2 separate regions of the Mus musculus genome follow, and region 1 is linked to region 2. The links are chromatin loops, found by intact Hi-C in ENCODE. Cell type or tissue: gastrocnemius. All regions are shown on one strand. Links, peaks and the distances in the headings refer to the core of each region. The heading gives the core; the rest is flanking DNA. Region 1 overlaps Sema3c (sema domain, immunoglobulin domain (Ig), short basic domain, secreted, (semaphorin) 3C). Region 2 holds the start of Sema3c (sema domain, immunoglobulin domain (Ig), short basic domain, secreted, (semaphorin) 3C).

What was found. Hi-C counts contacts between places; a loop is a spot of excess contacts. Peaks named below come from ENCODE experiments on the same cell type or tissue, not always from the same donor. Only the 100,000 strongest peaks of a DNase experiment are listed, where the experiment ranks them.
Region 1: a loop joins it to region 2, with 2.1 times the contacts of the local background. A loop is called at or near these places in 2 of 42 quality-filtered maps.

The regions. Positions count from the first base shown.
Region 1 is chr5:17,688,751-17,704,162 of GRCm38, forward strand. Sema3c (sema domain, immunoglobulin domain (Ig), short basic domain, secreted, (semaphorin) 3C) reads left to right here. Exons shown (of 18, transcript NM_013657.5): 12 at 5,893-6,115. Among named protein-coding and RNA genes, the nearest start is that of Sema3c, 120 kb to the left of the region's middle. In gastrocnemius, for the core only: no CTCF peak of the experiment used is centred there; a DNase peak (open chromatin) is centred at 6,822.
Region 2 is chr5:17,565,836-17,581,247 of GRCm38, forward strand. It overlaps Sema3c (sema domain, immunoglobulin domain (Ig), short basic domain, secreted, (semaphorin) 3C), which reads left to right and starts at 8,981. Exons shown (of 18, transcript NM_013657.5): 1 at 8,981-9,130; 2 at 10,995-11,135. The coding sequence starts at 11,033. It overlaps Gm31555 (a long non-coding RNA gene), which reads right to left and starts at 5,849. Exons shown (of 3, transcript XR_389765.1): 1 at 5,780-5,849; 2 at 5,469-5,583; 3 at 4,950-5,182. In gastrocnemius, for the core only: CTCF peaks have their summits at 7,987 (motif pointing left), 8,796 and 10,900; DNase peaks (open chromatin) are centred at 8,804, 9,312 and 9,450; H3K4me3 peaks cover 3,742 bases; H3K27ac peaks cover 3,678 bases.

The sequences.
Region 1 (15,412 bases), core at 2,672-10,671, 120 kb after region 2:
ATTTTAAAAAGGTACATTTATTAAACTGAGGGCTCAGACTCTCATGAACAATGTTCTGAGGCTGTCCTTCTTCTCTCCCCGAACTGACATTTTGTATGATTTGTTCCTTTCATTAACCGAAGACATTCAAGCAGTAACTTGAAATTAGCCAGGGTTCCCACTATGGCTCTTTACCCTTGTGGCACCTAAAAGCCACATTGACATGTGTACAAGGCTCTGAGCATCACACAGAAAACCACTGTTGAAAAGCAATCATTGTGTACACTGTGGGAAGAGATCAACCCTTCTCCACAAATAAACCAAGGTTAAATTAGAAAATTCTGCTAACAGTCTCATTTTTAAAAAGCTCTTAAGAATAAGCATTTTCCTCCGTTCTAAAACAGTGTGGAATGAGCCAGGGATTAGTGACACACATCTGGAAAAGACTCTGCAAAAAGGGAGTAGACAGTACTTAAGACATGTTTCTATAATGTGGTTTCTTACATCTGGTATTGAGACCACAACAGCTCCTCTAAATCCAGAAATTGTCAGATGAGTGGTCCTTAGGGAATCAAAGGGGCAGGGTGGAGGAATGACCCCAAAACTCCTCCTAGAGAAGTATGCTTCCCTGAAGATCTGGTCACTCCACCCTGAGCCCAGCAAAACAGCATGAAGTCAGCTTTCTAACTCAGTTGCCAGTGGAGGCCTCAGCTCAGTGCTTCCTGCTTCTGTAGCCAGAAGATCTTTAGCCAAGTGAACTCGAACAGTCCTTTTCCTCTAGGGTGAAGAATGCTGTTCCTGTCTCTGAAGTCTTCCCAATGAGGGATCAACTGTGATTGTCATTCTTCATTTCTGCACACAGTAGTCAGGTTGCTGGGTCAACCTCATAAATACATAACTTTGTTTTTAAGTAAAGGACACTGGCAGAAATCTTATACCCCCACTCTCGTGTTCCCTCTAGGTGTTTCCTTCAAAGCAGGGTGTGTAGCTGTGCTAGCAAATAGCCCAACCAGCAAGCACAAGTTAAGTGCTGGGAAGGCTGCCAATTGTGTCATAATGTTTTTCCATAAGTATCTCAAGTTTGTGGAAGAAACAAGACACCTTTGGTATGTTGCAAAGGGCATCCAAAGCCCTCAGACTCTCTGCGGCTGAGCTAATGCGTTCCATTATCCTGTTGCTGTGAGGACAGAGCTTCTGTAGACTCTGTGTAACCTGTACATCCAGCCGAAACAGAACCTAACAATGTGTTCATTCTAAACTCCCATCTAGACGTGTACCAGAACCACATCCTCCATTGTTCCAAGGACAGTTCCCTAAAGAGCACAGCCTGCTTGCTGTTCTCCAAGATTCTTCAATGATCCTAGAAGTCATATTTACCCATGATTCTAAATTTGTTTTCTTTTCTTTCTTTTTGTGATTATAATTTCAAAATTATATCTTTCCTTTCATTTCCTCTCTCCAAAGCCTCCTTCAGTCTCTTTCAAATTCATGGCCTCTTTGTTGTTTCATGCTAGTTGAGCTGTTTGCTAGCACATGAAATTTATAAATTTTTAGTATTTTTAAATGTGTGTGTACTCATAAATACTACCTGCTCCGTCCTGTAATGTTGCTTTTATATTTATTTTAGTGAGGTGTGTGTGTGTGTGTGTGTGTGTGTGTGTGTGTGTGTGTGTGTGTGTGTTTAGGTAAATAGGTAGGTAGGTAGGGTCAATTTTCAGCTTCTACCATGTAGGTAGAATGGAACTCAGGTCATCGAGTTTGGCAGTAAACTTGCTGAGCCCTCAGTGCCTCTGTAAATTGGTTTTAAAAATACTGACTCATTCATGTTTATGACAATTGTTCCTGAACCATGATCTGTCATTTATATTTTATGTATGTCTCCAGCCATTACTTTGTTGTCACAAAGCTGTTTTTCTTCTTTATTAGTGTGCTTATATCTGTAAAGCCATCATCTCTTGTTCTAATGTTCACTACAGGACTCATCAAATGACATTTAGAAAAAAATAAATAGTCAAGGAATATTTATTCATCTATGCAGTAGTCTAGAACTGCCTTGGAACTGATGGACCTCCATCACAGAGCTGAGGAGCAGAACATGGGAGGACTAGCGGCAGGGGTGCTATGACCACCTGAGTGTAACCCAGGAGTTAGGCATGCAGCTGTCAATGCTCAATGTTAATGTTACTGACAATCCTTGTTTTCAGTTTCTCCCTTGGCATTTCATCATTAGTCAAAATGTCTCAGAAACTGGTATTTACCTCTGCTTCAAAACAGGATAGAATAACTGGGAAAACAATACTTGAGTTTATCTAAAATTACTTAATGCTAATCTGTATGATAAAATTAACCTACAGAATGGAGCTGTTTTATGATAATGCTTATTGATTCTGCTATCATTTTCTTTTTGTATTTGCATCATTTCTACCCCTTTGCCCCTTGCAAATTCTCCCATACTCCAACCCTCTCAAACCCATGACCTTTTCTTTAATTATTATTGTTTCCATTATCATTGTTGCACACACAAAAACTTATATGTGCAATGTGCTTTAGAGGTGACTACATGGGATTGACTAACCTATTAGGGTCAGGTCTGACTCCACCCCCACCCCTCTTCATCTAGTGGTAAGTTCTTGTGAAATTTCCCAGCTGGTATCCATTATTCAGGTCTTGTTTATGCAAACAAATTATTGAGATCTCATAAGATCAGCTTTCCTGTCATGTTTAGGGAACACTAGCTAGAAACAGGTGTCTTCAGCCTCTTACTCTTATAAATCTATTACCCTTTCCTACTTGGGGCTATTCTATCCTTAGATGGAGGGTTATATTGTAGATATAGCTGGGTTTGGGTATCCTCCAGTCACCTACTCTTTACATTTTGACCATTTATGAGTCACTGCAATAGTGTTCATCTGCTCAAAAAACCTTCATTGATGAGGGATGACAACTGTACTTATCCATAGATATAAAGATATAAAGATATAGATTTACAATACCATTAAAAATTCTATTGCTCTAGGAGAATATCAATGTAGGGTTTTCCCCTAGAGTCTATGATCCCTCCAGCCACAGGCAGTTGGATAAATACATAGTACAATAATGGTCCCAATTTAATTTACAGACCCTTAGTTCCGATCAGATAGTTAAAACTGGGTACCTATCTATTATCCTGAACAACAATCAACTCTGAAAAAGATTCCCAAGTGCAATTGAACTGCTGAAATTTCTTGAAGATAACTTACAATATCTCAAGGTCCCAATGTGCATACTTGCCTATACCTTAAGATGATACAAATACTATTAAACACTAAATATTTGGCTGTATTTCACTGAGGAAATGCACCAGTTCAGATAGAGTTTGAGAGGAGGAAGACAACTTTTTATCTTGTCACCATTTTCACAACTCAATTTGCCTTGAATGCTAATCTTATGGCATGAAGCAGGGGAATGTATGATTCATACCATAATTACTTCTTTTCTAAACTTGAAAATGATGTCATACTGGGAAAGTCTTATTTCTAAGGGAGGAGTACATTGTGCATCCATAGCAAAAGTAGAAGATGAGTCACTGATTATAAAAATGTAAAGGTCACTGATTAGGGGCTGGCAAGATGGCTAAGCAGGTAAAGAAATTTGTCTTGCAAACTTTATCACCCGAATTCGATTCCTGGCACCTATGTAAAGTAGAAGCAGAGAGCTGACTCTGCAAAGTTATCCTTACAACACACACACACACACACACACACACACATACACACACACACACACACACACACACACACACACACACACATCACCACCACCACTACCAATATCAATAACAATCATAATGCATGTAACAATAAAAATACCTTTTGAAAACTATTGATTTCTGTTACCTGTTTAACCAGCATGATTTTGAGCAACCTTAACAAAGCTTTCATTAAGATCTTTATTTTTTTAAATATTTTTTATGGCATATTTTTCTCAATTACATTTCCAATGCTATCCCAAAAGTCCCCCATACCCTCCCCCCCACTTCCCTACCCACCCATTCCCATTTTTTTTGGCCCTGGCGTTCCCCTGTACTGGGGCATATACAGTTTGCGTGTCCAATGGGCCTCTCTTTCCAGTGATGGCCGACTAGGCCATCTTTTGATACATATGCAGCTAGAGTCAAGAACTCCGGGGTACTTGGTTAGTTCATAATGTTGTTCCACCTATAGGGTTGCAGATAAGATCTTTATTTTTAAGTAAAAGTTCTAAATAGGATACTGAAAATTTAATAAATCATCACTTACATGTGTATAACAATTAGTGGAAAAGGAGCCAAATATTTAAGAGAAAACAAGAAAGGATATAGGGGAGAGTGTGCAGGGAGGAAAGAGAGGCATACAATATGTAATTATAGCATAATCTCAAAGAACAAAAGAAAGAATTATTAAAGGAAATCATAAATCAAACTAACAATTGGAAATTGTACAAATTGCCAAGCGATGTGTGTTAACTGTGGAGGTTTTACAGTGTACTAGCAAGAGTTCCTACAAACACTTAGGAAGGTGGCTCAACACAGCAAGCTGTAATTAGTGGTGTCTTCTGCATGTCTGGAGCTGCAGAAATTGCCCTTGCATTGTTCTTTCCATAGTTTCATTCAGTGGGCATCATATTGCCCTTTTTCCACTTTGTGTGAAGAATGAGGGCTGAAAACAGCAGAACCCATACTCTGAAGAAGAATGGAACACAACTGTCAGCTCGGAACAACCTCAACTTAAATTCTTTGTCCACATTTGGCCTTCATTTTAGGAAATTTAGAAACAGGAATATTGAATTTTTTTTCTTGTAATGAAAACATATTCCCAGATCATGGGAATATTCAGGGACAGGCTGTCTTTTATTATTTATTTCACGAATCTTTTCATTGTTCCTGTTGATTTTCTCTAAAAACAGAAGGTGTGTGTGTGAGTGTGTGTGATTGTGTGTATGTATGTTTGTATATGTATGTGTCTGTGTGTGTGTGTCCTATAAAAAGTTTTGGTTGAGTTGATTGATCTTGGTCTAAAACTTCCTGATGATAATAGGTTTGTATTGAATTCTGCTGACAGATTTGAGTGAATGTTTGTCTGTCATGTTGACACAAAGACCCTGGCATCATTGACTAGTTAATGCAAAGGTTTAACACAGAGGATGGTAAATCTTGCTTGGTTTCCATTGTAGCTCCTCTTTCTTAACTAAATCAGCAGGAAAGATTTGACAGATTTCTCCATTTCTGTCTTCTGTTAAAATGTAGCAGTGTTCATCCTATGTACCTGATAGAAGTAAACAGTTCATTTTAAGGGTTGCTGTAAGCTTTGAGTGAGGTGTAATGTTCTAGAGGGTCATAGTCCTTATAGCATATCACAGTTACCAAGATGCTAAGAACAGCAGTTTTGTAGAACCTCCTTAAATATTAAGTAAAAACTACAGCAGAGATAATTTATTTCAAGAGAAACATAAAAGCCAGCTTTATTTCTGAAGATATATTATGAAGTGTTTAATACACTTAGGCACATGTCCATTGTACAATTGTATTTGACAATTTGGCTCACAGGACTTAACACTTGAATACTATTGGTTACTGTGTTCGAACTTCAAGCTTCAGCAGTTCCATTTTACCTGAAAATTTGGTACTGGCTAACAGTGGAAACTTCTTCCTCTGAAGCCATTGTTGGGTCCCCTTACAGAACTGTGGTACCTTCCCAGTTGTCTATGTTTGTAATGTCATCACTGCTTCCTGCCTGTGAAAACTTGAGGCTCAAGACTCTCCTTGTCCTTCTCAGAAGATCTTCAATGTACTTTGAACAAGTCAAGTTGACTTTTTAAGTGTTTTGGAAATGATTATCATGACAAAGGGATGCTTTTTATTAATTTATTCCTTTTCTTTATTATTACTTTTTTCAGTGCCCAGGAGGGGCCTTTACACCCAATATGAGAACCACCAAGGACTTCCCAGATGACGTTGTCACTTTTATTCGGAACCACCCTCTCATGTACAATTCCATCTACCCCATCCACAGAAGGCCTCTGATAGTCCGCATAGGCACTGACTACAAGTACACAAAGATTGCTGTGGACCGTGTCAACGCTGCTGATGGGAGATACCACGTTCTGTTTCTGGGCACAGGTAGGTGTTTAAGCTCATGTTGTACTGTTAAAGACTATGCATAAATTTACATGAAAAGGTAAGACCAAAATATTAAAATTAAAAAGGATATCAATGTTTCCTTTTGTTTGGTCTTTAGTGAGGCGTTTAGTCTTTACCTGACTCCTTTTCTACAACTGTAAATGGAGTTAGTAAGTTACTTATGAGGCTGTGATGAACAACCGAATTTCATATACTCAAGGCATCCAAAATAGTTCCTTAGCTGTATCATAGTGAAAAATAAATATAAAGAGGGCTAAATTAGGGGCCAGAAGGGAGTTTTAAATATGATAGTATCCTTCTGAATGGAGCAGAATCTATGACTTCTTAATAATGACTTGGAGTCATTTTCCAGAATGAAAATGATAGACAAGACATTCTCGTCGGTAACCTTGGTAAGCTGCTTGAAGTATAGACAGATATTTGGAAAATATTAAAGACATTTGGAAAATATTATGTCTGCTCTTTTAATAGAGCCAGTGTCCTAAATTTTCAATTTTTTTTACGAGAAATTCAACAAAAATAGTCTTATTTACAAAATCTTTCCTTACTGGGGACAATGAGTTATAAGTGTTTTTTTTTTTTATAGCATTAGTTCTCACAGTGTGGTCCTCAGACTAGCAAGATCAATATCACCCAGACCTTGTTAGAAGTACATCTGTAGGCCCTCTGCCAAGAATGGCAGATAGGAAACCCAGCCATCTGTGCTTAAGCAGGCCCTTCTGGTGTTTCTAATGCACACTATGTTTGCAAAGCACTAGAAGGGAGAAAGTAGTCTTTGCCTGATGGGTAGAGAAGATTACAAATTCCATGGCTGCCTGATTCCATTTACACAAAGTCTCCGAGGTTCCTCTATATTGTCCAAGCAGCAGGATCTCACACACTTTCTGCCCTTGAGGCAGCAATACAGATCTCATCAGTTGTCTTTCTAGAATGTAAAAACAACTCCATGAAGTATGCAGTGTGTCTTCTAATTAAGGAAACAGACATAAAACATGCCTGTGAAAGTCACTGTAAAATGTGGTGGTTGTGGAACATGTAGTCTGAATTGAAGGAGTAGTGCTAAGATTTCAACCAACTTCAAAAATGTGGTAACTTTTTCTTGGCTAAATAAAATGTTCAGCCTGCTTTTTCTTATGAAGTTCTTATTTTATACCTTCTTATGACAAAAACCCTGGATCTAAATCTTCCATTCACACATAATTTTTGTTTGAAATCCTAGAGACAGAGAATCTTCTAAAATGTATTCTTTGGCACGCCTAGAAGAATCTGGAAGAATTCTGGTTCTGCTTTGCTTCTGTGGCTTCTGACACATAAAATCCTTCCTTCCTAATCTAATCAGTCCTTGTCTCTTGTCTATCCTGCCATCTCTAGGACCTTTGCTGTCAGTTATCATCTCAATCCCTAGATCCTATTATTTCATCCTACACCAATTTTGGCTTAGGAAGCTTCTTCCCACACACAAAGCACTAGTGAGTATTCACCCTGCTGCCAATGCTATTTCACTACAGACTTCTTGAATGTTCTCATGCTCTGACCACTAAAATACCTCCCTGCCCTTGCACTTCAGAATCTATCCTTGTTTGTTACTTCATCCATGGGACATACAATCCTTGTCCTCATTCTTCTTGTTCATTGGTGTATCTGGAGGTTCTTTCTGTCTTCTTATTCTTATAGATTCTTTGACCACATTTAATTATGTATCATGAGCAAACAAATTTTAAATGTGTGTCAGTAATCCTTGGCAAATGAATGGATGAATTTAGATTTCAAATTCTGTGATGCAAACTCAGTTTATACTCGTCCAAGACTTTCTAACTAATGCTTGATATGCGTTCCCATATTGCATTCTCTAGGGCATATTGTTCTCATGCTTTGATTTCTTTGTAACCTATAGTTTCTCTATAGGCATACCACAGGCATTTGAGTATGTCCACTCTTACCCAGGCAATAAAGTGAATTCATGCATGCTCTCAGAAGACAATATTCATTTATATATGAATATGGTCTCATACATGATTACTAAATCAATACAAAGAGTTTCCTTTAGAACGATAAAATATTCAAGGTGGAATTTTCATGAAAAAAAAACATATATTTCTCAAAAGACAGTGCCATTTGGGAGTTCCATTTCTCTCAGTGTCTGTTAATTAGATGATTGTAGTCTGTTTGCTTCTTTTGAAACCTGTTTAGGAGGTGTTTGTTGATGTCATCCTAGGATTGCTTTCTTGTGAAAATCTACATAATAAATGTAGATTTCATGGGTGGAATGTTCAAGTCTTTTAAAACTGTTCAGCAATGTTTATTTAAATAGAAGAGAGCAAGAAGCATTCTGCAAGGATGCTTCGGCTTTTCTCCCCACATAAGTCAAAGACTTTTTATGTGTGTATTTAAACATGTGTGCCATTTCAGAATCTGTGTTTGGGCATATGCTTTTAATTGTAGTGGAGACTTCCCTAATGATTGCTTACAAAGCCTCAGGAGTGTCTTGAGAACTCTGTCCAAGTAGGAGAGTGCATGTTGCGGCAAGGCCTCTGCCCACAGCACCGTTCTGGAAAGATGGCCACTGTCTTAACCACTGACCATTATTTATGTTGACCAACCAGAGAACACTGTAATTTTTGGACAAATGTTTCAGCATTTATGAAGCTGGGATAAATAGTACACTGATATGAAATGACGTTTCTTTTAAAAATATTTCTTTGTGTAGATCATCAGTTAATCTTTTCTGAAGTGGCTTTTGATAAAACTATCTAATCATTGTCTTAAGTGTAACTAAATCTGTATGTAAGTAGGGGGAAGTCAAGTTCTTTGGATGTTGCCAATTTTTTTTAAGTACAGGAGAGTATTTCCATTGTCATAAATGAATATGGTGCAGTGATTATGGTGACAATAAGGAAAGCCATTATCATGGTTTCACTTACACTCTGCTATCTTGAGACCTTCAGGAGGATTCAATGCAAGTGTCTGTTATCAAGAGAGTTTCCATAGAGAAAACTAACGTGAAAGGTCATTGGTATTCTAATAGGATAGTATGTAATTATGTAAGTGTACCCACTTTGAGTATTATGAATGACACTGTAGCTCACAGAACCTCCAATTTAGCTGTGTAGGCTCAAACCCTGATTATTATTTAACTCATTGTCGTTATAGAATTTAGCTGAGTCTTGGATGCTGATAATTAAACTTCATCATCAGACTAAATTATCAGACTATGGCTCATGACCCAACATACAAAAAAATAAATAAAATTTTTCTTTGTGTGTCATGAGGTCAGAAGAAAATAATTAAATAAAAGGAGAAACAAGAGTGACAGAGAGGATAAGAGAAGAGAATCAGCAGGGTTGGAGATGGGTTACAGGCAGCAAAGCCTATAGAGATTCGTTGGTCTTTTATAGAAAAAAAATACCTTCCCTTATTTGGGTTGATAAACATAGAATTTCATAAAATTAATCTTTAAAAAAGTATTTTCTAATCCGTGGAGACTGTATAGATATTCATGTTTTCCCAAATAAAATTTATTTTGTGGTAAGTTATATTTACCACATGCTACTTTAGTAAAGTTTTAAGTTGAGTGTATTTAATTATTTTCTAAAAGTTCTGGCTAATAACTTTTAAGAAAGTGTGTGTGTGTGTGTGTGTGTGTGTGTGTAAGTAAAATCAACTATTTGTTTTATTCCTTAATATTCAATTTCCTTTTTAAAAAATCTTAGTCTTTAGGAAGGTTGGTAAATGCTATCATGGGATTAATAATTTTCCTTTAACTTTTCCATCTACCACTAGCATCCAGACCACTGACCCAGAGCAGACTTTATTACATAGTCAAGAAATTTTAGGCTGTTTTCCTTTTGCTTCTGGAGTTATGAAAATATTTAAGTGTCTGGGTCAGGTTCAGATACATTCTGTCAAGTTTCCGTTCTTAGCACTACACGTGAATCAGGATGCGATCTTTGATGAAAAGGTTAGTGTTCTTGGGAATGGTGTCAAAGATTTAGGATGATTTAACAGCATTGTGGGATTTTTAGGTAGGATCAGTGTGAGTGGTCTTCCACCACAACTCCTATATGGAATATACCATTTCTTGCTTCTTATTAGCTTCCGTTTAACTGGATGAGTACTGAGTTGAAATGTTGGCTCCAGGAAGTCTTGAAGTATGTGCCACATGTGTGAGCAGAGCCTGAAAATGCCTGCTTGGCAACACCACAGAATAACTGCTTTCTTTATAACTAGAGGTGTTGGCAGTCACTGCTCTTGAAATGGCATTCTGAATGAGCTGCTGCGCCAGGAAGGCTGAGTTTTAGGGAACTCTCAAAAATACTCATGTAAAATTTGATAGCTGTAGAAATGTGTTTGAGTTGGGAACAGCCTACCATCAATTGAGAACTACACATGAAAATACTCCAAGGATGATGTACACATTTCTCTGTCATTTTGGAGCAGAGAAAAAGTCTCTTTAAAATAAGTGGGCTTTTATAACAAAGGGGGTTACTGCTTGTCACAGTGGATCTCCAGAGAGTAATCAAGGCATACTTGGAAACACTCATACATGCTCATGAAGGTCTATATGCATGCACACATGCACACTCATCTCATATATACACAAGACATTTATTTAAGATAATAAATTATTCTATGGGATGATACTTTACTAAAACCAAAATATATTTATAATCACTGAAAATAATTCTTTCAAACACAGCATATCTTCCTCTATGCCATTCTTTGGAAATGAGTTCTTTGTAAGGTAGAAAAAGTCTCATAGGTTATCTAGACTTGCCTAAAATATGCACTGATTACCATTGTGTAAAGTAAATAAATTAATATTAACCTTTCTGAGATATCTTATTATTACAATGATGCTTGCTTTTCCCAGGCACATGAATAATTTTATTTAACCATCAAATTTTTTCTCTGAGGAAGTATAAGAATATAAGCTCCATTGAGCTGGAAAGATAACTTGGCCCTCAAAGGCTAGTCTCAAAACCCAAACCTGAAGATAGACTTTGTGGGTTCAGGTGACTTGATTTGGTATATTTATTATTGAACACCAAGTTACTGGACTGATATATCAGGAAAAGTAGCTGCCTTATAGGAATTACTTTGGTGAGTGAGAAAATGAGTTTTGTGTATTAGGTCAGACATCATTCTAGGTCATGTAAAATTATTTCTGTGTTGGCTGCAACAGATTCAGAATACAAATACCTGGTGACTAATTTCACATTCTAGACATTTACCTTCAAGTTCCTATTTTGTTTAGCATAGACTATTTACATTTCTCTTTTACTAAAGTTAATTTGATTTTCATTTTCTTATTTGACTTCAAACATGTTTTACCTGCACTTACCAAATTGATGTTGATAATAAACTGACAGAACACTGGCCTTGGCATTCCTTTGTGTGAACAATATCACACACTTAACCTCATCTAACTGTTGTCACCAGCTCCTACATGTGAGCCAGATATACCTAACAAGGTGAGAGAGAAAAGACAAAGGCACACTTTTCAATGAAACTGACTGGATTTTTGTGTGTAAATTAACTGCTAAAATTTAATCTGTAAATTTAATACATTCTTGTCTGCTATATTCCATTTTGACATGAAGGTATACACTTTTTTGATGGGGAAACGTAGAACTTCACCTGAGTTTTTGGAATATCGCTACATTTATTTGAGATTATACCTGTATCCAAAATGTTTCAAACGTTTGACCAAACACATAGGAAAGCCTGCCAAGTTTCTTTTTGCTTCACTTGAATGGATTTTGTAAATGGGTTGATGTATTTGAAGGGGTTCTGAGTATGCAAGAGCATAGAGCTCTCAGCAAGAGATGGAGTGATTTGCTCTGTTTTCTACTTAATCACTGGTATTTTCTAGCTGGTTTGAGGACAACTAGAGTCAAACCTCATCATGGTTGCCTCTGTTTAGTCCTGCTCACGTAGGAGCATCAGTGCTGATTTATGAAGTCTGTTGTCTGTGTGTCAGGCATAAATCACCATGATAGGTTTTTCTTCTTGCAGTACTGCCAGCTTCCTGGGGACAAGCCTCAAAGTCCTTGTCCTAGAAGAAATGCCCAGCAACCTGGACCTCCTATGATTTCCCATAGGCCTGTAGTTGTCTGTCATGTCTGTAGTGGGTGTTTGTGTGGGAATCACGTCTGGCAAAAACAAAATGATTGCTCTTGGGAATGTTTAAATTTTAGAAAAGTGGAGGGAATGCTTTTATAATGCAGTGGACATAAAAAAAATAGAAATGTTTTAACACAGAATTTCTGAGCTAAGTGTATGAGACTAAAATTGTATGTTTTACTTTTCAAATCTGCATGCTTAGTTTTCTTTCCCACTCATGCAGTTGCAGAATATTGAACACCCAAATATCTCTTCCTCAAAGGTCAAACTGGAGATGATGGCACTTAATTAGCAAAGGGTTTCCCAGGTGTGTTTAATGTTTCTGACCTTGAGAAGGGGGGCATTTTTGCAAACAGTGTGAGTGTGCTCAACACAAACTTGTGTCTCTAAGAAGGAAAGAAAGAAAGAAAGAAAGAAAGAAAGAAAGAAAGAAAGAAAGAAAGAAAGAAAGAAAGAAAGAAAGAAAGAATTGCCCTTGGCTATAGTAAAAAAAAAGATGGAAGGCATAGGAAGCTATGTCAAAAATGTAACACTGATGTCCCAGGAGATGGAAGAGAGCAATCATGTATGGAGGAATATAGAAGTCTCTAAACAATTGTAAAACACAGGAAACCAGTTCTCCTTAGAAAATCCAGAGTATAAGGCTGAAAATATTTATTTTGGCATACTGATATCCATGTTGAATTTCTAGTCACCATAATACTAAGAGGAGCAATGTGTGCTATTCAAAAACACTAAATTGCTAATAATTGTTTATGTAGCGATTAAAAACTAATTCAATCAGCTTTTGAATTCTAGCTTATTTCATTAAATATAAACAACTTTACAATAATGATTAAACAAATATTCTGTTTTCAGACTCTGAAAGGAAAGCCAGCACTGACTAATGCATAAAGATAATATCATATTTCAATTTAAGCTTCTTTTTAAATTTCTGAGATACAGCACAATAACAAACTACAACGCCTTGTAATCAAAATGCTTCATTGGCTACTTTAGGGTAGACAGGGTCACTTCGTCAGTCTGTTAAGACTGAGAACCATACAATGCACACAGTCATGAAACTGAGGTTCTATCAGGTAGCATTTTGCTATTGCCTACAGACAAAGTCACGTGCTCCTCCATGACTTGAACAAAGGGGTGACTTATAGGGTATTTACTTTAAATATGCCAGCCACACTTATAATCTATTTAAAGCATTTTCATGTTAGGTTTTAATGTATATTTTGCAAACATGCATGCATGTGCTTTCATGATGTAGCATGTATGTGGAAATCAGAAGAGAGATACTTGGGAGTTGCTTGCCACTCCACCACAAGGATCCCGACTCAGTTGAGCAGTGACCATCTCCCACTCAGCCATTCCATCCACCCCATAATACTAATGCAGGAAGTACATTAAAATAGCCAAGAGGAAAGATAGCTTTTTGTATAGCAAAGGTATGAAAGGGTGCCTATATAAAATAGAACCTGGAATTTGGAGATAGAAAGGGATTATATAAATTAAAAAATATGCAGAGGAAGAGATTAAATGATGGCAAATTCATTGTCATCACATGCACACACACACACACACACACACACACACACACACATACACACTGTGGCTTTGCTAATAGTTAACACTGAGTTAACTAATTGAAACTCTTCCCTTTTAAAACTCTATAAACAGAGAATTTGGTTAACGAAATGGCTTATTTAAGATTGTGGTGTCTTCGGAAACAGTATTAAAATAAAGCTGATTTCTCCCTCACAGTGGTTTGAGGTTTTGGTGGACTATCCAGATGGATAAGTCAAAGAAGGTGTTACTACAGATGCACTTCAGCAGAGAGTGCTGTGCTACAGAGAGAGATAGGAGACTCATTAGCCAAGTATGTGTTAGATGAATCCCTGACAGTGCTGAGACCCAATGAGGAGTTATAATTGTAAAGATGTAACCGAGAATTCCATGGATGAGTAAGAAAGAGTATTTCCTAATAAGAGTGAAGATTTATGATTAAATAAGTGTAGAATCAAAAGAAGTGATCTTATAGTGACCTTCCGAAAAGAGCGGGGCAGGCAGGAAGATGCAGTGGACAAGATCGTTATATTTGCATGTACTTGTTGCATGCTAGTTCCCACATTACACTATCTTCTTATAGTCTCATTGAGGAGGGAATAACCATTTCATTAGTATATAAAGGAAACCAAACCATAGGGAAAGGTCAACAAGGGGAAGTTAAGGTGGGTCTGGATATGACTACAGGGCAATGAGGGCTTCCTTATTTGTAAATCCAAAACCAAGGTTGTTTTAAGCCATTGTGTGCAAACAATTTGAACGTCAAAGCTAATGCAGATGAGTGCATCTTACAATTAAAATAGTGCTGGAAAGAGGCTCATTAATGACCATACAACCCTTTGATTTCAGAAGAGAAGTTCTGTCCCTGAGTAATATATGAGATTTACTAGAAAGGCTGATCTCAGTTCTCCATTTAGAAATTTGTTATAGCTTCCTGAATAGGACCCGAAGAATCTTACATAATACATTGGCATTATTTGTAGAAAGTATGCTTGTTTGAAATTTGAACTTATTTTTAAATGTATACATATGTGTGTAAAGTATTTGTGTTTGCACAACACATAGATGGCATGTGTTATCCTCTATCATACTTCCATAATTTTATTTGCAACATAGTCTTTCTCCAAGCTCAAAAATCACCAGATAACTAGCATGGTGGGCGAATGAGCTTCAAAGATTCACCTGTCTCCCCTCCCTGGCCAAGCTAGAGTAATAGATGCTTACCACCAGGCAAAGGGGCGCGGGGGGGGGGGGGCGAAGCAAGGGCAGAGACATGAAAACAAAAGGAATAGCAAGAAAGGGAAAGAAAGCAAAGAAAAGAAAGAAAAGAAATAAGAAGGCGATAAAAGAATAAGTGGAAAATAAATGGAAAATAGCTTTAGTGACAGATCATTGCGGGAGCTGCTGGTGGCAGTTTAGAAATTAAAGAACAAAGCACTGCTTTATGAGATTGGATGTTGTGACAGGTGGAGAGGCTAGCAATAAGGAGAGGCCAGGAAAAGGAAGCCCATTCTATATACTTTCTCTAGAGTTTTCAAGGAAGGTTCATACAACTTGTCTCCTTTGATCTTAAGCAGCCTGTTAGGTGTGTTGGGA
Region 2 (15,412 bases), core at 4,949-12,948:
CGCCAGGGCCAAAAAGTGGGAGTGGGTGGGTAGGGGACAGGGGGAGGGCATGGGGGACTTTGGGGATAGCATTGGAAATGTAATTGAGAAAAATACCTAATAAAAATATATAAAAAAGATATATAACAACTTCAACAGTTTATGAATAGATGATCCAGTGCTTGAGATTATAGCTCATTGCTCTCTGTTGCCATTGTTTAAAATGTCACTAATGCCTAATTTCTTTGATATTAATAATTTCTTCCATTTTACTTTGAAAACATCTTCCTCATACTTTGGGTGCACTCAACTTATTACATTAGATTTAAGAAAAGTTTTGGAAAATATGAGATAAAAGTGAGGTATGGGTATGCATTTCAAGTCCTGCTAGTGAAAACTCAAGGATAAACAAACTATTTTGTATGGCTTATATAAATATCTCATGCATCTAAGCCTTCCATATTCCAGGAGTACGTGAACCCATAAACAACTTTGATCTCAGTGCTGAGGTCTGCAGCGATTCAGTATCCTTTCCAGTGGGTTTCCTATGGCCACACAGACAAAAGCTAACACTGATAAACTATAGAAGGGTATGCAGAGCTATTAAATACTGTGCAGCCACAGTCAAGGCTTTGATGTGCCTCTGCTGTCATAAAATCACAGTCGATTAATGTTTGTAACCATTTTGATTCCAAAGAGAAAATCTTGTTTAAAATCTTGAAAATAACATTTATTTTCCCAAATAAACATGCATATTAAGACTGTGAAGGCTGGGATTTTTAAAGCCAGGAAAAAATGATTTTGAAAAGGGAAGTTCTCTAGATAAAATATTACCCCCATGAAGCAACTAAAAGGTAAAATTCTAGGATTACAGGCGCGCATTTATTCTAGAAGACCTTGAAGGAAAACTCCAACTGTATTTGACTCTATAGCCACAGAATAGTCACTCTCATCAGGGTTTGCTCTTGCAAAATGACAGGTGAGAAGTGTTATACACAGTTATAAGCACTAATGACTTCTTTCCTACTTTGTATACATTAACTAAACACAAACACCTGACCTAAAAGAATTACATTAAGAATGAAAATATTTTAAATGTATCTTTCTACAGTTCTTTAGGCACATTGAAGAATTCTTTTTAAAGGACAATTTAAAATCATTGATTATTAATATATTAGATAATTGCACTTTTTATATGAGTTCTTTTGAGTAACCTATATCTATCTAAAAATTAAGTAAAGAAATAAAATGATGAGTGACCTTTATAATTTAATCAATTAAATGTAAACATAAAATTAATAAAATTTCAGGCCTTAGAAGATTGTATCTTATTAAGATTCTAGTAAAATAAACTTAAAATGAAACAAACTAAACTTAAGTATGAGAATAAATAAGAACATATTCAATTTCTAGAATGGATAACTAGTTTTCTCTTTATTTTATAAATTTTTATAAAATATTTTTAAAATTGTAATCTGAGAAATCAAGAATATTTTTAGAATTTTAGCTTTAAAAATATTTCAGCGAAGAATTTAAAAATTAACTCATACCATTTGTGTTTTTAGTAATTGATTGCCAGCTATTAAAAAGTTCTTGAAGTTTGTTCAAAACAAATATAAACTTCAAGTGTGTTCTAAAGGTGGAAATACCAACTAAATACCTTTGGTGACAAAATTGTGACCCTCAAAAACATATTACCTAAGATGTCTCTCCTAATCTGCATTTGTCGAATTGCCCTACTATAAAAGACAACAAAATATTTGATTTAGGTTTCAAAAGTCCACAAAACATTCTTTAAACAAATGTTTAGTTGAATTTAGCAGCCAGCTACCAAGAGGTGATGTGTGCCCAAAATTCACTCTGTTGCTAGCTATAAAATGCCCAAGAACTCAAAAATGATGCCTCACATCATGGTAACATTAAAGAACATGGAAGAACTAATGTTATAGTAGTAAGACAGAAAACAGAAACTGTTAGCACATTATTGTATTTAATTAACCTATAAACCTAACAATAGTTTTAATTCATATTTTCAAACAAAACTTGATGTCAAACAACTCCCCAAATACATAATTAGTAGGTTAAGAATTAGAAATAAATGTCAAACATACTTGAGATATATCGGAACTGATATGTTACTATATTATAACTAACACTACGTGATGTGTTTTGCTGAGGGTTGAAGAAAGGACTGCAGAGAGATCCACGCTTGAGGTGAGCCGGTTTGCCTGAAGGTGGTTTGAGGGTAGAGAAAAGCACATGTGTAGTCACAGACCTGGGAGGAGTCATGGGATGGTCAAAAACTGAAATGAAACACACTTCACCAAGTACATTTATCTGGAATTGAAAGGTGACAGTAAAAGACTGAGTTAGAGGTGGCAGAACACTGGGAAGGGCTATGTGAACTGTGCAACTGAGGTGGACAACCACCTTTCAATCTATGAACACAAGAGTTCTAGGCAACCCAGCTGACAATTTTCAGACTGGGTCCATTCTGACTTATGGTTTTAAATCAGCGTAGCCCTGACAGTGATGAACTTAGGCTTGCATGGACCATGAAGCTGGTTTCTTTTTTTTTTTTTTAATATTTTTATTAGGTTTTTTCCTCATTTACATTTCCAATGTTATCCCAAAAGTCCCCCATACCCTCCCCCCCACTCCCCTACCTACCCACTCCCACTTTTTGGACCTGGCATTCCCCTGTACTGGGGCATATAAAGTTTGCATGACCAATGGGCCTCTCTTTCTAGTGATGGCCGACTAGGCCATCTTTTGATACATATGCAGCTAGAGACAGGAGCTCCAGGGTAATGGTTAGTTCATGTTGTTGTTCCACCTATAGGGTTGCAGTTCCCTTTAGCTCCTTGGATGCTTTTCTCTAGCTCCTCCACTGAGGGCCCTGTGATTTATCCAATAGCTGACTGTGAGCATCCACTTCTGTGTTTGAAGCTGGTTTCTTGATTGCAATTAAACCTATCTTCCAAAGCAACAAATTAGGTGTTTGCAAGGAATACACTGAATTTATGTAACTATGAATGCACTTGAATGGATGATGACATTATTTGTATTCTTTCATACTGGTGTGGTATTTTGCCTGGGAACATCGGACTGATTTTCTTTTCCCTTCTAAACATATTTCTTACATTTCTAGCTTCCTGTTTCCCATGTATGTTTTAGGTATTACTAAGAAATCCCAAAGAGAATGAGACACTGACTTTTCTCTCAGCCTGCCTGTTCTTCCATAGCAAAGATATGTTGTTTATATTTGTTAGTCTAGTTGGAGAGACAATAGGACAAGTATCCCAAACAAGATCCATCAAGATAAAATCTTCCAAAGTAAAATAAATCCTTCAAGATCTTAATAAACTAAAAAGAAAGTAAAGGCTTCGAATCTATTTACTGTACTTCTTTATTAAATACAGACACCATGAGTATTGAAGGCAGGAAGCATACTGGTTTTTGTACAGCACAACTGAATTTGTTACCTGGGGCCCAGGTAGAGGAAGGCTGCTTAAATCTCTGAACCAGATTTCTTTTGCATGCTGGATTATACTTCCATTTTTTTTAAAATGTTTATTCTTGAGATTAAGGGAGCTGAGCTCTGCACATGTTTATAGAGCTGGTGAGGGCCACCTGAGTTTCAGGTGGTTAAGTATTGTGACTAAAAGTAGGTCCATTAAACTAAGTCAATGCTTCAGGCTTTCCGCTCTCACCAGTCTGTCTAGTGGAAATCCTTGCTAGACAACACAATCAAGTTTGTCATATGCCATTCATTATAAGAATGCATCTGCCAGGGCAAAAGTTGTTTGTGCAATTTAATACTCTTTTCTAGTCAAGCATTAAAAGTTAAAGAAGAGTAGGAAAGTAGTAAATTCTGAAGATCTCATGGAAAAGGCTTTGGAACACGTTGAAGGGTTAGAGATGGGACTCAACTAGCTATAACTAACGGTTCAGCGCTTCCTTCTCCAGCTGTTCCTATGCCTCAGCCACATTCCTCATACCTGACAACCCGATGCACTTCCACAGGCCTCCCGAAGATACTCCAGGGAAATGGATGTGGGAAAGGGTGAGGAGAAAGCTTTCGCTATAGCAGTTCCACAAAAGACTAAGACCAAGAGCATGTGTACAAAAGAAACATTATTCATGAACTATGAAACACCTGTAACTGCAGTTGTATCCACTTAATCCCAGAGACGCAGACATCAGTCTCACTGGACTTTCTGCCTGGTAGGTACTGTAAAGACAAAGAGTTCACATTTCACCCTGTGATGAACGTGTGGATTGCACATTCTTTTACCATTGCTGTCAGACACATATGACTTTTTTGAAAGCAGAACAACACACACACACACAGTCTTTCTACTGTCATTTTTTTTTTCATTCTACCTTACAAGCTAAATACTCTTAAACATAAACACTGTAGCTCTCGAGGTCCTTCAGCTGCACACACTAAACTGCATCTGAGATGTTTAACAGTGTTTAAAAAGTAATGGAAATTTAGGCTTGGTAATTTTAATTAATAGCTATTTACTTGCCGTGCTGGAGGTTTTTCTGAGGCCTCATACATATTAGACAAGCATTGTGCCATTGATCTCTCTCCACTGCCTCTAAACTATAAATTCTATATATATACATTTCTTAGTGAGGGTTTCTATTCCTGCACAAACATCATGACCAAGAAGCAATTTGGGGAGGAAAGGGTTTATTCAGCTTACACTTCCACACTGCTGTTCATCACCAAGGAAGTCAGGACTGGAACTCAAGCAGGTCAGGAAGCAGGAGCTGATGCAGAGGCCATGGAGGGATGTTCTTTTACTGGCTTGCTTCCCCTGGCTTGCTCAGCCTGCTCTCTTATAGTACCCAAGACTACCAGCCCAGAGATGGTCCCACCCACAAGGGCCTTTCCCCTTGATCACTAATTGAGAAAATGCCTTACAGTTGGATGTCATGGAGGCATTTCCTCAACTGAAGCTCCTTTTTCTGTGATAACTCCAGCTGTGTTGACACAAAACTAGCCAGTACAATACATAAACCTTGTTTCAAACTGTAATGTCAACAATAAAAGTTTCTTCCCAGTGAGTCTTTTTTAGAGAAAACTGCTGTCATTGATGGTAATTCATCTTCATTTCTTTTCCTTTTTCTCCTCCTTGTTTTTTTTTTCTTGTTCTTCTTCCTTTTGCCTGATATCCTGAAATTTGAAACCCTAGAGTCATAGAGAAAGATTGACATAAGAAAAAGATGGGCAGGCAGGAGTAAAGGAAGAAAAAAAAAAACCTGTCTTGAAAAAAAAAAAAACAAAAGAAAAGAAAACTGAAAAAGAAAAAGAAATAAAAAAGAGAAAATGAAAATATCAACAGTCAGGGATAGAAAATGACAGTGAATTGAAAGAAGGTGGAGGTACACTCATCCTATTTAAAACAAAACACAACAAATCAGGAATGATTTTGATGAAGGAAATTCAAAGCCCATCAGATAGCCATTCCACTTACAGATTTCTAGGACAGGTTTGTTTCACTGGCCTGGTCTCAGAGCTTGTTTGTCTCATTCATACTTCCAAGAAATATGGTGCTCCTTGATGGTGCTTCAAACTGGGACTGGTTCTCCCTAAGACGAGAAAACTTAATGAGAAAACTTAATGAGAAAACTTTAGGGAATTAGCACCTTCCAGATTCACTTGGGGGTGGCTCCTGCATGTCCACTCTTGGAGCACTTTCTCCAAACAGCTTCTAAAATTAGTTATTTTTTTTCCCATCTGTAGGGAGAGAGTCATAGACAAGAGCCTAAAACACATGAATCTCACCTGGATCCTGTACAGTCAAAGCGTTCCAGACTCCTGGGCAGCTTGGAGCAAATCTCTGATATAAGTAAACATTTTACACTATTGTTTCATGTTCAGGTAAGCCTGGGCCCCAATTATGTCCTTGGGCTTGAACTTTTCCTGGCTAGTGGTATCAGTATTTCTGTGACTCATTTAGAGGTGTGTCCAAACTGCAAATGTTTCACGGCTAAGCAAATACCATTAAACCCCAGGCACACATTGAAAACTATGCACTCAGGCTTGGTAGAGAGGAACTTGGTGCGAGTTTCACAGGCTGTGATTAAATATAAGCTATTCGTCAGACTCTCCAAAGCTGCGTGAGTAGTCACGAAACACAGAACCGATACTCTGGGATCTTGTGTACCTAGTTTTAAGTTAAAATCCCTCCTAGGTCAACTTTTGATTCTTATTCAGCTTGTGGTTTGTCTTCATCGTCTTGATATTTACATAGCAGTGTGTGAGAAAATTCTATTTTATCCGAGTTTGTATATTAATTCGTGTCAAATAGCTTCACAGCTTTCAGTTGATAGTTTAATCATCTTCCTATCAATTCAATTGAGAATTTCGTACACTTGAAGATACAGATTCAGTTTTTGCTTACATCCATATGAAAACAACTGGGGAAGACATAACAGTGACCTTAATTTCTTAAAAACATTAACTACACATAATGTTTATTCCTGATTGCTTTTCAATATAGTCAGATGTTTCTGATTTGCCCCCGTGGTTTGTAAACCTCTGTCAAGAAGCTGCTCACATTTTAATTACATCTGTGTCCTAAAAGATAGCTTAATCCTTTCTATATTGATTTTTGAAAGAATACATCTGTTAAATATAACCTTTTCTCAAAATGATCTCATATAAGTTGGAAGATAATTCATGAAATATTATTTTTGATTTGTTGAGTTTAACTTGTCACTGTGTAAGAAAGTAGACTTAATTTTATTATGCATAGTTAAATGATAGTTGTATTTGCTGGAACGTGTAGTGGCATGACATCTGAACTTAATAAGGAGCAATTGCTAATTATCATTTAATATTTCAGGTGACAATGGTAGAAACTTATTCTCTTACCAATATTGAAAGCATGCAATTCAGTTATCCATATGCACCATGCTGTGCCATTGAATTTAAAACCAAAGTCAAACTATTCATCTGGTTTGACTCAGTTTCCATCACATCCCCTGTAGTAGCCTCCTTTCTAATCTCTTTCTCTGAGAAAGTGGCTGTTAATTGTATAGATAAATAAAGACACCGAACATTTGCCTGTTTGCTTTAGGCCTATTCCACTCAACCATGGCATTCTTCATGTTTGTGAAAAAGGTAGGCGTTTCCTCTTTTGTAAGTCTGGAAAGTATATACAGTGGCAGTTATGGTATAGTGTCCCCAATCCAGGCACATTCTCTTGGTTGGTTCATGAGGACTGTGAGTGACACCTAGGCTGACTGGCTATTATGAACGTTGGACCAAGGGACGTGAAAAGACAGAGATATAGATCTTCTGACCCCCCGTACTTTGGGTAATTATTTAGAGGGGGGTTGAGGGGTTATATGCTAGTTTTATCTTTAGTTTATAAAGATACTTCATACCGTTTTCCACAATAGTTGCCCTAATTCGTATCATCTCCCAGTCTGTGCAAACTGTCCGCAAGTTTTTTCTTCTTTCTTTGTGGTATTAACCATTCAACAGCTTTGAAGTGTTATCTCCCTGTGGCTTTCATTTGGATTGCTCAAGTGATGAGTGGTGTGGAGCCTTTTGTAGCATCTCTTGCCCATTCATGCATGTTTTTTTGAGGGAATCTACTTAGGTTCCTTGTCTACTATGTACTTAGCTGTATACCGCAGAGATAGTCCACCTTAAAATGCAAACCATCTCAGGCAGGCGAATCTTGCAACGATTATGAACTTCTTTAACTTGATTTTCACATATCTCAAATATATGGCAAAAATCAGACAATCCTACCTACTGGACATCAGAGGCGGTGTCTACATAGATACAAAGATTCTGCCCTCTAATCACTAACTCCGGCAACTCTCCTTCTTGGGTCCGACTGAGCGGGAATTCTCTTTTGTAATCTTAGAGGTGTTTCCCGCGACAACTTTGATAAGAATGTAAAGATTCTACTTCATTTTGTAAGGCAACTGAGGAAATACACAGGGAATAAATTGCACTCAAGGGTCCCTCACACAGTGACACCTACTGGGCTGAAGCGAACAGTGATTTTTTTTTTTTTAAGCCAGCTCTGCTCAGTTTACAAGGAGTGAAAGTCTTTTCTTTTGATGTTCAATCATTTAATTCAGTCTAGTCAGAAGAAGAAACCCCCTTCCACACACACACATCAAAGTCAGTTGCACGGCTTAACGAGTTTTCCTGAAAGCAGGGCTGCAAATAACTCGCCTGTGTGTAGATTTATGAGTCTCAAAGTGTTGGGACCATTGGAAACAGCATTCTTGAAAACAAAACAAAAACGTGAAAATTCTTACAACTTCTGTTTTGGGAGTGTCCCGGAGAGGAAGGTGCTGGATATGATTCAGTGTGGAAAGGTCAGCATAATTACTGATTTCAGGACGTTAGGGAAACGCGGCAGGAAACAATACTCAACAGATTACACTTCTGGGAAAGGGGGTTACCGTACGTTACTCTCCCCTAGCTTTAGAAATTTTGCTTCAGGGTGAAGACAAGATCCGTGCCCGTTTAAAACGGTAACTCTTTGCCTTAAAAGGATGCAGGGAATCTTCCTCTGGCAAAACAACTGCTTTGCACTCGGATATTTACAGCGTAGCCAAGCCTGCATGCTTTTCAAGAGGCGCGCATAGCAAAACTGGCTGAGCGCGCTCAGCGACTGTTCACTGCCAAAGGCAGCGCTACGGAGAAGAGTCTAGCCTGCAGCAGAGCCTTCCCGCGCCCAGGCCAGCCTGTGCTCCGCCCTCAGGCTCGCTGCCACCCGCGGCCAGGCGCTCCCTGGGTGGGGCGGCGGCCCGTGCAGATGCGGCGGGCCACGCGGGGCCGCTGCTGCAGCCGGCTGGGCGGTGCGCCCGGGCAGCCTCAGCCGCGCGCCGCGTCGCTGTAATCGGACACCGAGCGCTCGCCCCCGGCGCCCGGCCACTTGCCATTCACTCCGCGGTGCGGGGTTGAGCGACGTGGAGAAGGGCTCCGGGTGCCGCGGCTCTGCCGCCCGGGATTCTGCTACAAAGAAACTCAGCACCGGCCGGCAGGAATCCCACCCTCCGGACTCACTAAGTCTTTAAAGGTCTTCTGGGGAAAGGACCTAGGGGACTGGAAATCCAAGCCCGGAGCAAGTGGCTGACTTCTCCTGGATCTTTTCCCACCTCGGTAAGCCGGACTCAGATTTTCAGTCTTACTCAGTTACTGAAATAGAACTTTTCTGGGTCTGTGTACTGACTTGTTTTTCCTTTGGTGTGCTCAAGTCTGAGTATTTTCTTAGGAGCCCACGCGACTCATGAGGAAAGCGCTCCGGGAGGAGCTGAGCCTGACTGGAGGCTGTGGCACCTGCCAAGACTTTAAGTTGCTCCAGTGCCTTCTAAGGGGAAAAACACCGGTGGAAGCTACATAATATATTTATACTCTCGTATTTACTCATAATAGATGACCAAGCACTAGCCATCACTTTTAAGTGTGCGAGTTAAAGGGACTAAGTTGTAAAGGACTTGGGCGGGGGATGGCAGTCACAGCCCATCACTAGGTCGGACTGAAACCAGGGTGTTCTGATAGATAGATCAGCACTGTCTGATCTCCCATGTCATCTAGGCAATGTTCTTCGCAATTTATGGAGCATATCTCTTTTAGGGGAGGCATATCGGATTATGTACTGGTAATAGCAATATGTAAAAATGTACAAATGTCTCTAACTTGGTTAATAAACAGACTAAGGTTGGACATATTAATAGTATCCCTTCCCCCTGGTTTTAACTACTAAGTCAACAAATCCCAGGGGTAAAATTCTAAGGGAAAGTCACCCATAAAAATCAATTTTCTTCTAAGTTAATTTAGGGATGACAGGGTGAAGAGGTTGTGGAAGCAGGAAGAAACTGTTTCTTTTGAAAATTACCAACACAAACATCTCTAGGGTCTCCTCCATCTGTGTGGTAGAGGCAGAGAGTTTCATGTTGCACTCTTGCAGCATATGTGCTACCAATGAGACCAGTTTAGATTTTTCTTTGAGATTGCATGCTGTGTTTAATTGTCCTTTCCTTCTGTGTCAGAGAAACAGCCTTTTCAATTTTTAACCTCACTTCCTTATTGAATAGAATCAATAATGTATTTTCAATTTAAAAAAGCCATATAACACAAGATCTGTAAGGTTGCATTTCCAGACTAGACCTGCTTGTCATTTTACTGTATAATTACACTATATGAGAAGTGATGGGATTTCTGATGGCCAGTGGGGCTCATATAGGTTTGTTCTAACAGTACCTGGCCTCCCTTTATACTTAGACATTAGTTAATAGCTTATATTAATTTTATAGCTACAATTTTCAAGCAAGAATATTGTCTCTTTGATTCATTGTTTGAAATTTTGATGGCGCACTCTCTGGATGATTTATGTAAAATATGCCTTGGTGGATATGGGGCTCCAGTGGATTACTCACCACGAGGTCATTGGTTTAAATCTGGCAGGAGTCCATGGTTACCTCATCTGCATCACTTAACCACTGCCTGGTCATCTGCATGCACTGGCAGATAGCTGATTGGGGTGGTTTAATAATCAGGGATGGAGCACAGGTAGATTTATGTATGGAAACACTATTTCAGAGGCAATTAATCCAGAAGAATTAGTGAGCATGGAATGAATGGGTACCCATGAATAGGATGGTGGAATCTACTGTATTTATTAGGGAGAGTATTTTCAATCTTCAATACTCTGTCAGTATAATTGAATGGGTTCTAGAGAGATGAGGTATTGAGATTCGTTGGGGGAAATCAATTAAGTGTTTTCACTGATGCTTTGTTCTGCTTTGATGTCAGCATCATTTTTATGGGATGATAAAAGAATTGTCAGTTGCAAAGACTTTCAGACACAAATAAATCAAAAGGTTTCCATTTGAGAAGTTAAGTCATAGCACCTCCTACTGCTTGCTGCCTGCAGACCTTAAGCTGCGTTTCTCAAAGCTGTTATCTCTGGTTACCAAAAAGTTAAAGAATATTCCACAGATCTCTTCTTATCTTTCCTCTAAAGGTATTTTCCCTTGGATATTAATTCCCAAATCAGAAGAAATGGCATTCCGGGCGATTTGTGTGTTGGTTGGAGTATTTATTTGTTCCATTTGTGTACGAGGATCTTCCCAGCCCCAAGCAAGAGTTTATTTAACATTTGATGGTAAGAAATTTGATAACACTTACAAAAAAACATTGTTGGAGGTCTTGTTTTTTTTTTTTTTCTTTTTTCTTTCTTACTCAGATGAAAGCTTAACGTACTGAAGAGAATCAAATCACATTATTTGGCTCTCAAAATATTACAAGGCTACTCTTTAAATGCCATGATATTTATTATCGGTCAGCATTGCATTGGAGGAAGTATTTATGAAAATGCCTGGAGTGTGTGCTACCTTACGTTTTTCCCCTTAAGTTTCATCTGGGTTGAACATATATTCCAGGGAGATAATAAAGAGCTTAAAGTGTAGCATCTTTTATGTCATCTGGTTGTGCTGGAATGCAGCCCCTTCTCAACAAATTTCATGAATAGAATCATGAGTTTTGTCACTGTAGTAACTCCAGTAAGTTCCAAGTATTTGCTTCAAAACTGGAGTTGTTCTAAAGTTTGTTTTTTTGTTTTTGTTTTTGTTTTTGTTTTTGTTTTTTTTTTTTTCTATTCTCCATGGTTGGTTTTTTTTTTTTCTAGTGAAGTGAAAATTACATAAAAATATTCAGGACAGTGCACTGATTATTGTATAAAACTTTGTTTTCTTAAGCTTAGCAAAGTAATAATTTCAAATAGTGATTTATAGAAAAAGCCATATGGTGCTTTGAGGGTGTGGTTACTAAATGTGTACATGGGGTTAATGTAAACTGCTCACATCATTCTAGACGGGTGGTTGGGTTAGTAATGTAACCCTTATTAACTTGGCAGATAAAATATGAACTAGATGAGAAATGTCTTCAGGACCACTTGTGCTTACGTTTCCAAGTTTTACACAAACCCTGTCATTGCATGTGCTTAGTTGCTTTGATGAGGGCACTCTTAGGCCTTCACAGAGGAATTGCAGAAAGCACATTGATTGACACTTACCAGTCCTTTTTTCCCTTTCTTTTTAAGTTCTTAAGTGCTCCCCTAAGGTCACCATGAGCAGCAGAGAAGCCATATTTAGAGCTTATTGAGTGTGAGCTTCTAATTGCACCTTTAACCTTTGTGCCTGACATTTCCCCTTGAAACCATAGTCATGCTGTTTAGATGTGAAGAACAGGGGCAACAATAACTGCTTTGGAATCCTTCTACTTTTCTTGAATCACAGAAACATTTTACAGTTGTTTGTATTTTGTTTCTGAAGTTGACATTATCAATGCAGAATAAGAAAGAAAGAAAGAAAGAAAGAAAGAAAGAAAGAAAGAGAGAGAGAGAAAGAAAGAAAGAGAGAGAGAGAAAGAAAGAAAGAAAGAAAGAAAGAGAGAAAGAAAAAGAAAGAGAGAAAGAAAGAGAGAAAGAAAGAGAAAGAAAGAGAGAAAGAAAGAGAGAATGAAAGAGAGAAAGAAAGAGAGAAAGAAAGAGAGAGAGAGAGAAAGAAAGAAAGAAAGAAAGAAAGAAAGAAAGAAGGAAAGAAAACCTCAAGGAAAAGTATAATTACCTATATTTTTCTTACAGTGGAAGGAGATGACATGGTCTGGTAGACCAGATAGCTAAGGCTGGTCCCTTCTATGACATTAACACTAACCCAGACTTTCTGTGTAAATGTATGCAACAAGTGATTAGTCACTTAGGATACTTCAGCAAATTTGTCTTTAAAGAAACAAGTACAATTTATGTTTTCCAGAAAAAGTTGTGTCTTTAGAAAACAGTGTTAGTACTCTATAGAGAATGTAAGTTATTATAGACTTTATATTATTGTATGTCTATTGCTTAAACAGTTTTAAATCAAAATAGATCCACAAAGAATAGGTTGCCCTAATGTGGGAGTTATGTAGACTATGGCATGGCAAAATAATCAACCTATAAATAAATAGTTCCTCACACTTGTTCATCTCAAAATTATTAGGACTCAACAGTTAGAATAGAATATTACATACCATAGAGCCATCTTTCTAACTCCAATACTGATTGGAAAAGATATACCCACAAGAATAATCTAAATTAAATTCTTAACTTTTAAGATGATAACTTCAAACATTCCTAAAATAAAGTCATAAATATTAATCAATATGTTATGAAAAATAACTTAAAGAAAAATAGTTAAAGTGTACAAGTTTCAATAATTAATTTAAGATCAAATTCTTGAGAGTTTACCATTTACCTAATTATCATGGATAAATTTCTTATTATTTAAGAGTTCCATTACTTTTAGTAACTATTTTGGAATAATGCAAAACAAGTTACAAAGTTTCCTCCAAAGTGTTTTTTATTCAGGTATTTTTTGAGACATTGTCTAACACTGTAGCTATCTGGGCTTGAAACCCATTGTGTAGCCCAGTCTAGTTTTGAACTTCTGCTCCTGATGCAGCATTATGACCATTGTTCTTAACATTAAGGTATAAATTTTATATACAGGGTGGTGGGGTATATGATTGCATATTTATCTAAACACAAATCTAGGTCGTATTTTATATTTCAAATCTATGGCACTATTTTTTGAACCTAAAATCTGGAATTTGAAGGAATCTGAGGGAGCTAATATTGCATCAGACAGAGGTTCGTTGTTTCACCTGTCTTATGTCTGCAAGCCCTCTTTAGTACCTTGTCTGCTCCCTCTTTTGTCTTCTAATCTTCTCCCTCCCTGAACCTGGGTCTCCTGTCTGTCTCTTCTTGTATAAAACATTATTAAAAGCCGTTCAGACTTGTCATACTTGAATTCCAAGTAAACACTGGTGTCAACGTAAAGGTGTGTGAAAAAGAACTACCTTCAGCATCCACATTCCGTCCCTTCTTGCAGTGGATTGATGGAGTGATAACATTTGGAGAACTGTGATTTACTGGCTGGCTTTCTGTGTTGATCTAGTGCAGGTCAAGGAGATGGCTATCAGCCCTACCTGGAATGTATGTCAGATGATATAAATTAGTTACATTCCTGCTAGCTGAATCTTTTATATTATTAAATGGAGACTTCTATTAGATACTTTGTAAGTTTTACAATTCTTCTTGTATTCTGAATATCTTTGAAACAAATAGAAATGTCCTGCCAGTGCTATTTGGCCTGATTATTGATGCCTTAAAAGCCAATAAGATACACAGATTTAGATTTCCTTGCTTTATTTATGTTGACTCTTTCTTGTCCACATCAAAAATATTAGAATCAGTAAGGATTTTTGTGGAAAGAGGTGAATACCTGTGTTCAAGGAGAGAGCCTAGTATACTAGGCAAAGCGTTGTAAAAAGTTCTGTCTTCTCCCCAGAGGTATTCTATTATATATTATTTCCGGAAATTAGTGCTCTGTGACTTGATAAAATGAATCAGCTCTCTTTAAATGTTTAAGAAAATGTTTCTGTACTTCAGATAATGTTTCCATATTGAATTATATAAAGTCCAATTATTGTGGTAAATAGTTTAAATATTATTTCTTTTTTAAAATGAAATATAGTCTTAAAAATAAAAGTTATTTATCATATTTCATTTTATCTTTTCTTAGTCTGTAGGGTCTGTAGTAATGTTCTCTACTTCATTCCTGAGATCAGCACCATGTACACATATTATGTCTTAGTTGATTACTAAACAGATTTTAGCTATCTCTTTAAATATGCAGAATTTAAAAATTTTTTCATTTTCTGTTAAATAATCATTAATCTATCCACTAAAATTTACTATGAATTAATTTTTCCTGTTGTTCAATATGTTTTTCTGTTGGAAAATTCCTTCCATAGAAGCTCACCTAATGGAATTTAGTTCTTTCTTCTAGTATATTTATTCATGCTATAGCTTTTTCTCAAATGTCTACCACAGACTTTGTTAACATGCATTTATTCAGTCAGTTTTTTTTCTTATTTGCTTAGCTATCTTCATTTTACCTCTATATTGGTGATTCATCAATATTTGCATTTAAAAAATTTGTGTAGATTTCTGACTTAACTTCCTGAAAGAACACATATTGTGTGCTCACAGTTATGCAAAATTTATTTAAACATTTTATAACAGAATTTGGTCTATATTGAAAATAATGTATATTCTGCTTTTATTGCACAAGGTATATGAGGAAACACAAGTAGATCTAGATGGTTAATAATGTTTTTGTATACTTATTTATTTTCTATCTATTTGTTTTTCAATTGCTAGCAGAAGCAGATGGACTCTTAAACTATGTATCTGTGTGTTTCTCCTTCATATTCTGTCAGGTTTTGTTTCAGGTCTTTTGTTTCCCTTTTTATAGTGACATACTTTGAAGAACTGTCCTTTTCAACTGTTGAATACATTTCTATTATGAAGCATCTTTGATTAGCTCTGGTAAAAGTATCACA